Regions from separate parts of the Homo sapiens genome. Here region 1 is linked to region 2. The links are chromatin contacts, found by Hi-C or POLR2A ChIA-PET in ENCODE. All regions are on one chromosome and are shown on one strand. The core of a region is the stretch at or near the end of the contact, and the rest is flanking DNA. Distances in the headings are between cores, read along the strand shown. Region 1 has its middle 120 kb from the start of LINC00710. Region 2 has its middle 170 kb from the start of LINC00710.

Region 1 (4,307 bases), core at 579-3,078, 45 kb after region 2:
TTGTTAACAAGCTGTGGACCTTGATTGGCTATATCACCCCATATCTGAGACTCATGATCTATTATGTATCTAGACTTCAGAGAAGGGTCTTTCCAGGGATGACTTCCTGTAAATTTATGAATTTGAGATTTTGATCAATTCAATCAATTTGTGCCATAATTTTATGGAATTTGGACTTAAATATCTTTATTCCTTCCCAGATGTTATTCCAAGGGAATTGATCTGTCACATTTGTAGGCACAGCAGGCTTTGGGACATAAGGTGCTAGGTTTTTTTCTGAGTGCCTTTCTAGTAAAAGCTTTAGCATGTTCTTCTGCCTCTAGGACTCAAGCCAGCCAACATCCCCAGAGATAAGAAGCAAAACAGAGAGGATGGGGTGACTGGGACACACACAGTGGCCTGGCTGAACTGAGATGGTGACTCTCAGCTCGTCCAGAGGTTGACTTCTGTGTTACGTGGTGCATATGTTCTAATGGAGCTTCTCAATGTTTCAGGCAGTTTGCAAATTTTTGGAACTGATGTCATCTCATTTTTAACACACAACTACCTTTTCCAAAATCCAGGCAGTAGCAACCTGTAACCCCCCTGGCCAAGTTCTCTTCCCCCACCAACCCCACCACCACCATTTCTTCAATCCTCTATGATATTTACCTCTTTGCCTGCCTGGCATGAGTGTATCCGTGTAGAAAAGTTAAACTATAGGCAGTCATGGGTCAAGAGGCAGCAATTTCTGTTGAAAAGTTGTATAAGACTCCTCTTTTGAAAATGCCTGGCTGATGTACTGTAATGAAAGTTTCCCCACTTAGATATCTATAAGCAATTGTTTAGGCTGTGAAAAGATTTCCAAACGGCAATACAAACTGTGAGCTATTGAATGCCATGGAGTTCCTTTAAAAAAAAAAAAAAAAAAGCCGACAGAAGGATACTGTAGAATTACAGTAATAATTCAAACAGTATTTATAGCAGACTGTTAGAATCTGAGTTGCAATGTAATCATAGCTATTTTATAGCAAGTCTTTACCTTAATACCAGTCTATTTCCTAAAAGCTTAAAAAATATAACATAGTTCGTATAATATGTCACCCATAATGAAGCCAAGTTTGATTCGTCATTTTGTGTTACTCTTCCTTAGGTCCTTGGAGGATTTAAAAATAATAATAATAACTTACAATTCACTCCCTTCTTTTCTTTTAACAAAACTTCCTACTGCTTACCCTGTGAGAAAGACTAAGGAAAGAAAATGAAAGGGCTGTGGGAAAGAAGTCAGTCAAAAACAAGCCCACAAAACTCAAGGGGCTGTATTTCTTTTATTTTTTTTTTCTTTTACATAGAAAGCATTCGCGTAAAGAAAATAAGAGATTTATAATTCCCATAATTTGGCTAGAAGAAGCACACAACTGCATACTTCCTGTGTGTTAGTCATTTTTGGTTGCCTAGCTGCAAAACACAAATATATTACAAAACTGTGTTTTTATCACAGTGGTACACATCTGTCAATGAATCCACTCTCCTGACTTTTTGTCCAATGCGTTAAAAACAATAGATGACACCATATCAAATTCCTAGTTTCTGATTACTTCAGCCTTGCTTAACTCTGCATTTGATCTTCAAACTAGCTTAAATGTTGGGTTTGTGTGAGGCTGGAGGAGAGAGAATTGCCTAAATTAAACCAAAAAGTGCTGGAAATGGGCAATGGTGGAATCCTAGAACTTTTTATTTTCTTCCTGAAGCCTGTAGAACAAAGAAAGGAGTCCTCTTACATTCTGAAGTGAATTGGATTTCCAATTGCGCACTTCAAGTACGTTAGCATTAAATAACCACGAGTCACCCAGTGTTGACTTCGGATGGTGTCATGAGTGTTCTGAGACACTTGAAGGTGACCCCAGATTCCCTGGTGTTTACTCCCTCAGGGTTGGCTGAAGGTCGTGACTCACACTGAGGGCAGTCAGGACACTTCTGGAACAAGGTTTCCGAAGCCACGCTGCCCTTCCTACATCAGGCAGTTGGCACAGACTGTTGTGTGTCAACTTCCTGTGAAGGCCCTCAGCCTAAAGAGGTGAGCCAATAAATCCTCAAGGAACGTGTTGAGAACAGGGATGAGAATGTGATGGCAAGATCGATGTTTCTGGACTTGTCCCTAGGGATATGAGACAGCCATCATTCCACTATGGACAAGGGGGCCCCTGACATCAACTTGCAGCCTGATCTCCACCTGGTCAAGCTGTTCCCAAATCAATGTTCCCCTAAGGGAGACCAGTACAATGCCTGGAACATGGTAGGCATTTAAATAAATATTTGCTATGGCTGGGCAAGGTGGCTCATGCCTATAAACCCAGCACTTTGGGAGGCCAAGATGGCTGGATCACTTGAGGTCAGGAGTTCGAGACCAGCCTGACCAACATGGTGAAACCCTGTCTCTACTAAAAATACAAAAATTAGCCAGGTGTGGTGGCATGCTCTTGTAATCCCAGCTACTCAGGAGGCTGAGGCACGAGAATCACTTGGACCCGGGAGGCGGAGGTTGCAGTGAACCAAGATTGCACCAGTGCACTCCAGCCTGGGTGACAGAGCGAGACTCCATCTTGAAAAAATAAATAAGGCCGGGCGCGGTGGCTCACACCTGTAATTTCAGCACTTTGAGAGGCCAAAGCAGGCGGATTGCCTGAGCTCAGGAGTTCGAGACTATCCTGGCCAACGTGGTAAAACCCTGTATCTACTAAAAATACAAAAATTAGCCGGGAGTGGTGGCAAGTGCCTGTAGTCCCAGCCAGTCAGGAGGCTGAGGCAGGAGAATCACTTGGACCCAGGAGGCGGAGGTTCCAGTGAGCCAAGATCATGCCGCTGCACTCCAGCCTGGGCAACAGAGCGAGACTCCATCTAAAAAAAAAAAATAAAAATAAATAAATAAATAAGTAAAGATTTGCCAAGAGAAGAACAATTTGGAGAACTTTGTGGAAATGGTCTGAACACAAATATTCTAGAGCTACTCACGGGTAGATTTCAATATACCCAGGGCCTTTCCAAAGATCCCAGATATAGAGACAAGTAGGATCACCCGTAGCACAAGAATCATTTTTAAAAGCCAGGAAATAGCCCAGGTTCTTCTGCATTTCATGCTGGACCTCAACTTCTGGACAAATGCCATGTTTATAGTAGCACAAAGGAGAGAATAACCCTTTCGAAGAGTGATGATAGCTTTGTGAAGGGTGTGCAGGTGAGTCGGTTCAATAAAACATTGATGATCAAATCAATTGACTAAATAGTCCATGATTCAGGGCGGAAATCCCATACCGGATCCATTTACAGGACCTTTTCCCTAGGGTCCTTAGTGGTAGTCTCAAAGTTGCTTCTCCCTTCCCCAGTGTCTTGTTTTTAAAATGGAAATACTTGCATAAATAACCCCTGAGAACATGCATTCATTACACTGGAATCGGAGGGGAGAGAAGATAAAATGCAAAATTGGCCTATCACCACAAACAGTAAAGAATAAGATGCTTCTGTTATGAAAACTGGCTTTCTCAGATATCCAAGAATCACCTTAGGACAGCGTTTTAGAGCTCTGAATGCCAGGTGTACTCACCGACAATTTTTGAAGTTTTTGAGCCTCCTACAGACACAGAAAACTCTGTGTGTGTGTGTGTGTGTGTGTGTGTGTGTGTGTGTGTATTTTTAAAGTCAGCTCTGTGAAGAAAAAAATTTAGCAAAAAGAAAGATGTCATTTCTTACCTTTCATACTTTTGAGGATTCATTCTCATGCATAAAACTTTTGTGATAACGCCTTGTGTTTACGGCTTATCTTCTCTCCAAAGAGCTTTAAGCCCTGTTAGCATTATGGCACATAGCCCATTCTCATCAACCTGGTTAATGTAAACGAAGCAATAGCAGATTCAGTTCAAAACCACAGATAATGTTCAAAGGCACCTATGCTTGATTTGGGAATGTACCTGGTATTTTTCCTTACCAACTGTGTTCATTAAACTGATGCTGAAGGTGAACTCCTTTTCCGTAGCACACAGCAACTGGCAGTACAGAGAAGCTGTCCAATATCTCCTTGGGTCAGGGTGAGGCCAGGCCAAGAGTAAGACCTTGCTGTAAATCAGTTAGAAAGTAGATAATTAGGGGCAGGCAGCATTATCTCATTTATTCCCACACTATGCCTTGAAACTAGGTAGGAATATAATCAAGGATTGTGAATCGTGATGATGCGAACAGTGCGTGCACAGCCCCATGTTAGAAATGATGAGGAATTTAAAAGTGGATGTGAACACGAACAGTCACTTTTCAAAAGAAGACATACATGCAGCCAA
Region 2 (4,481 bases), core at 365-2,864:
GCCTTCTCCTACCTAGTATGTCCCTGTCTCCTGTCCATATCATCACCTGTACAGGTGGCTGATAGAGTTTGCAAACTGCCTTCCACATGGCCTCACCTCTACAACCAGACTTCACATAGGTAGGCTTGGATCCATGAATATCTACAACCAAAGTGTTCAGTTACAATAGAAAACACTACAGTTGAAAGTGCTTAATTATATAGTTTTACCTTTTTCAAGTCAAGTTCCATTAAATTTGCATTATGAAAGATTACTGTCAAATATAAGATGAATATGCATAAAATTCCATATGCATTTCACTCAAGTTTGAGTTACAGCCAATCCTCACCTTGATTCTTCATGGTGATCAATCAGGGATCCATGTAATGCAGTGGCACCGAACCCACCCTTTACATCAGCATCACCTGGAAGTTTTAAATAATACTGACACCTGGGTGCCAGCTTCTGAGATTCTATCTCAATATCATCTGGAGTGTGCCATGGACATTGGGATTTTAAAAGTTCCCAGCCCAGACAGAATTATGATATGATCTAGCAATCACACTACTGGCTATATATCCAAAGGAAATAAAATCAATATGTTGAAGAGATATCTGCTCTCCCATGTTCATTTCAGCTCAATTCACAATAGCCAAGATACGGAGTCAACCTCAGTGTCAAACAACAGATAAATGGATTTTTAAAATGTGATATATATATACAGGAAATACTATTTAACCTTAAAAAAAGAAGGAGATCCTGTTATTTGTGACAACATGGATGAACCTGGAGGACATTATGTTAAGTGAAGTAAGCCAGGCACAGAAAAACAAACACTGCATGGTCTCCCTTATATGTGGAATCCACAAAAAAATATCTCTTAGAAGCAGAGAGTAGAAGAAGGGTGGTTACTAGAGCATGGGAGGGATGGGGGAAGAAATTGGAGAGAAGTTGGTCAAAGGATACAAAACTTCAGTTAGGAGAAAGAAGTTCAAGAGGTCCATTGCACAACATGGTGACTATATAGTAAATGTATTCAATGTATTTTACACTTGAAAATTGCTGAGAGTGTAGAATTTAAGTGTTCTCACCACAAAAGAATGCAAAGTATGTGAGGTATTAGATATGCTAATGGGCTTGATTTAGCCATTCCACAATGCATACATATATCAAAATGTCAGGTTGTATATCATAAATATATATCATTTTTATTTGTCAATTAGAAAAAAACTAATTTAAAAAAAATGTTTTCTGCAAGTGGAACCTCCAAAATTGGAAAAATAAATAAATAAAACAAAAGGTCTAGGCCAAGGTGGAAAATCTCTGGTAAAGCACTGGCTCCGGGGTCAGCCACACAGGAGCTGGAATTGCTCACAATTGCGCCACTGTCTACCGGCAGGGCTACTTTGGCTATGTTTTCATTTCCTCAGTGACACAGGGACAATACATGCCTCATCGTGCTTCTGTAGCATTACATGAGATAATGCCCATGTTAAGGGTTATCATGAAGAGAAATCTCCTTTGGACTCACTATACCTATAGATTTCTGGTCTTGGGTATTTACAAGAGGGAATAAAAAATGACCCTGGACTACCACATCAGGAAGGCACCCAATAAGCCAACCATAATACAGATCAGGATGATGAGAAATCTTGCGTCACACCTTGTGATCCATTTGAAAAAAAAAAAAAAATTCCTAGAAAGGGTTAATTCTTTTAAAAGGAAGTTATAAACCACAAACCCTTGAAATAGTTCTATATTTCTCAATCTGCTATTACAAGTTTGCTGCAATCTGTGATTCAACTCAAAGAATGGAAATCAAGTGAGAAAATAAACAGCCTCACCTTATTTGCAGGAGGTCACAGGGAAGTAGAGAGGGGGATGAAGAAATACATTTCCATCCTGAGGTGGTCTGCCATCTCACTTGAAGAGGTGCTACAGGAATAAGAAGTGTTCTAGAATTAAGCAAAGTGAAAATCTGAAAGACAGTGAATTTAACCATTCTCTACCTCCTGCCTCTACAGGAAATATTTACCATCTACTCCTTTTGATCTTTATTTGCCTATAAGGATTATGTTATTAAAACACACACACGTAGACACACACACACACACACACAGGAGTGCAGGGAAGGAAAAGCTACAGGGCAGCTGGTCATATCCCTGTTTTCATAGTGAACTCATCTCAGAAAATTATTTTCAGTTTTCAAGTGAATGATTTGAGATACCCACTTCATGGACAATCTCAGACAAAAATTATGTGGCGTGTGTTAGAACTTTAATATGTGTTAAATATTCAGTTATAAAAAGTTCCTCCCTTGCATTTGTAATTATAAAGTGACATATTCATTGAAACATTGTCAACCAGAAATCAGAATTCTCACTTTTTAATGCTTCAGTGGGAAGAAAGCCCTTAAGGTTTGATGTCACACACACACACACACACAAATTCTTATTTAAATGTTATATCAAGCCTTTTTTTGCAAATGAATTATAATGGTTTCTAGTCCAGTAATGCTGGCCTAATAGCTAGGATACAGTTGTTTTTATGCTATCAACAATTTTCATTTTTGCTTTTCATTTAATACTTTTAAAAACAGAACATACTTAGAGTAAAACAGAGAAATTAGAAAAAAACAACAGCTGGTTAAAAGTGAACTCAAGCTTTTTCTCTCCGGTTTCCCAATTTTCATAAAACGCAAACTTTATAAACAGGAGAGAAATGGTCAAACAAGCTTGTTTCTCAGGAAGCCTTAGCTTTTAAACAGAAGACACCCGAAGGCAGAGGTATATAAAGATTATTGTTCATATACAGCAGTGATTCTGTAATTAATTCGTTTGAGCTTTGTGAAAAGTATTCTTTGTCCCTACGTAAAGTCAGGGCTCTGTAGTTTTTCCCAGTTATTTTATCATTACCCTCAATCAGCTGAGCTTGCTACATTCTTTTTTCCTAGATCGAGTACTGCACTGGTTGGCTGCATTCTATATTCCCCTTTCTTTTTTTAATCCCCATTTATAAGGTGACTATCCAGAGAAGCATGTGTCCCAGAGATGGCATGGCAGTGCTAGCTTAAACCTTAAAGCCTTCTTTTCTGCTTCCAAAGCCATGCCGGTTCAAATCATTATGGGATGTCCTAATATTTTCTATAATAAAAGACACTTTGGCCAGTGAACTGTCAAAATCATATCACCAATAGACTCTACCACTAGATTAGAAAATTGCTTAACATCACCTAGAAATACTTGAGGACATTAGATATGATTTGCTGAAAATGAGGCCAAAAATGATTAGTGCAAGCCATAAGGGAGAAAAATTAGACAAATTTTTGAAGCCCTGCTTTTCAAAGAAGCTTCAGACCAGTAAGAAATGTTTGTACAAATAACAACAGTCTATAAGAATGTAGCTGTATGGATATATTTCAAAATAGAAGGTCAGAGGCAAACTTCAAAATAGGACCTTTTTTTTTCTAAAACTACTTTGTACCCCCTAAAAGGGTGACTAAATAGAATAATATGAGAATGGTCCTGGTTTTCTGATTATAGAAAGAAATATATGGAAATAACTTAGTAAATAAGGAAAGGTATGAAGAAAATAAAATTAAATGATTGAAATTGTACCAATAATTGTATTACTTTTGTATATTTCTTTCCATCTTTTTTTTTTTTTTTTTTTTTTTTTTTGAGATGGAGTCTCGCTCTGTCACCCAGGCTGGAGTGCAGTGGTGCAGTCCTGGCTCACTGCAACCTCCACCTCCCAGATTCAAGCGATTCTCCTGCCTCTCCCTCCCAAGTAGCTGGGATCACAGGCGTGTGCCACCAGGCATGGCTAATCTTTGTATTTTTAGTACAGATGGGGTTTCGCCACATTGGCCAGGCTGATCTCGAACTCCTGACCTCAGGTGATCTGCCCGCCTTAACCTCCCAAAATGCTAGGATTACAGGCATGAGCCACCCTGCCCAGCCTCTTTCCAGTATTTTTTTCCATTTGCACATATAAGTATGAATGTTGGAAGTCAAAAACTGGAAGCACCTCAATGCGTTTTTGTCTGGGCTGCAGTCTACAGTGGCATGGAAAGATTGGAGCTGGGTTAGGGCCCCTATCTTCGGAGAGCTCCTCTCTCCTGCTTGCCACACCCACCCCTGCTTGCCCTTTGTTGCTACTGAGTTGTCTTGCCAGTTATTATGCTGTCTTACCCTAGAGATTTTCCTGTGGCTGGTCTTCAATTAGAGTAAGAGGAAAGAAATACGGGTGTTGTCGGGAGGAAAGATGATTGCAAAAGAGAAAGCTAGACCAAGAAAGCTGAATGTTTCTAGAAAAGCAAGAGAAAAAAAATCCTGTTGCATTTTAATAGACAACTTCCCTGTCCACAGTACCTCTATGGTTCCTCTCTGGGGACTATGGGCAGTTGAGTTTGCAGTCCTGGTAGCAATACAAAATACTGATATCACATTCTATGTAACATTTTGTGACTTTTGATCAGTTATTTCATTCTGAAAGTCTTT

What was found. Hi-C counts contacts between places; a loop is a spot of excess contacts on that map. ChIA-PET counts read pairs that join two places held with the same protein, here RNA polymerase II (POLR2A). Pooled maps may share reads with other maps.
Region 1: a map of endothelial cell of umbilical vein shows a loop between it and region 2 (10-fold over the local background). The contact joins two enhancer-like sites. A Hi-C loop is called at or near these places in 10 of 168 maps with a recorded cell type or tissue (IMR-90, MCF 10A, aorta and 6 more) and 8 of 50 pooled maps. POLR2A ChIA-PET finds 5 or more read pairs at or near these places in 4 of 52 experiments (AG04450, BJ, PC-9 and 1 more).

What each region holds. Positions count from the first base shown.
Region 1 is chr10:10,829,388-10,833,694 of GRCh38, forward strand. It overlaps a transcript of CELF2 not described here. Among named protein-coding and RNA genes, the nearest start is that of LINC00710, 120 kb to the right of the region's middle. RefSeq lists an enhancer at 1,338-2,537. Within about 2 kb of position 1,829, at least 13 of the 41 ENCODE cell types and tissues checked have a DNase peak (open chromatin) inside an H3K27ac peak, as active enhancers do; they include PC-9, endothelial cell of umbilical vein and mammary epithelial cell, where a contact is called at or near this core.
Region 2 is chr10:10,784,822-10,789,302 of GRCh38, forward strand. It overlaps a transcript of CELF2 not described here and the pseudogene SFTA1P. Among named protein-coding and RNA genes, the nearest start is that of LINC00710, 170 kb to the right of the region's middle. Within about 2 kb of position 1,615, at least 4 of the 41 ENCODE cell types and tissues checked have a DNase peak (open chromatin) inside an H3K27ac peak, as active enhancers do; they include PC-9, endothelial cell of umbilical vein and mammary epithelial cell, where a contact is called at or near this core.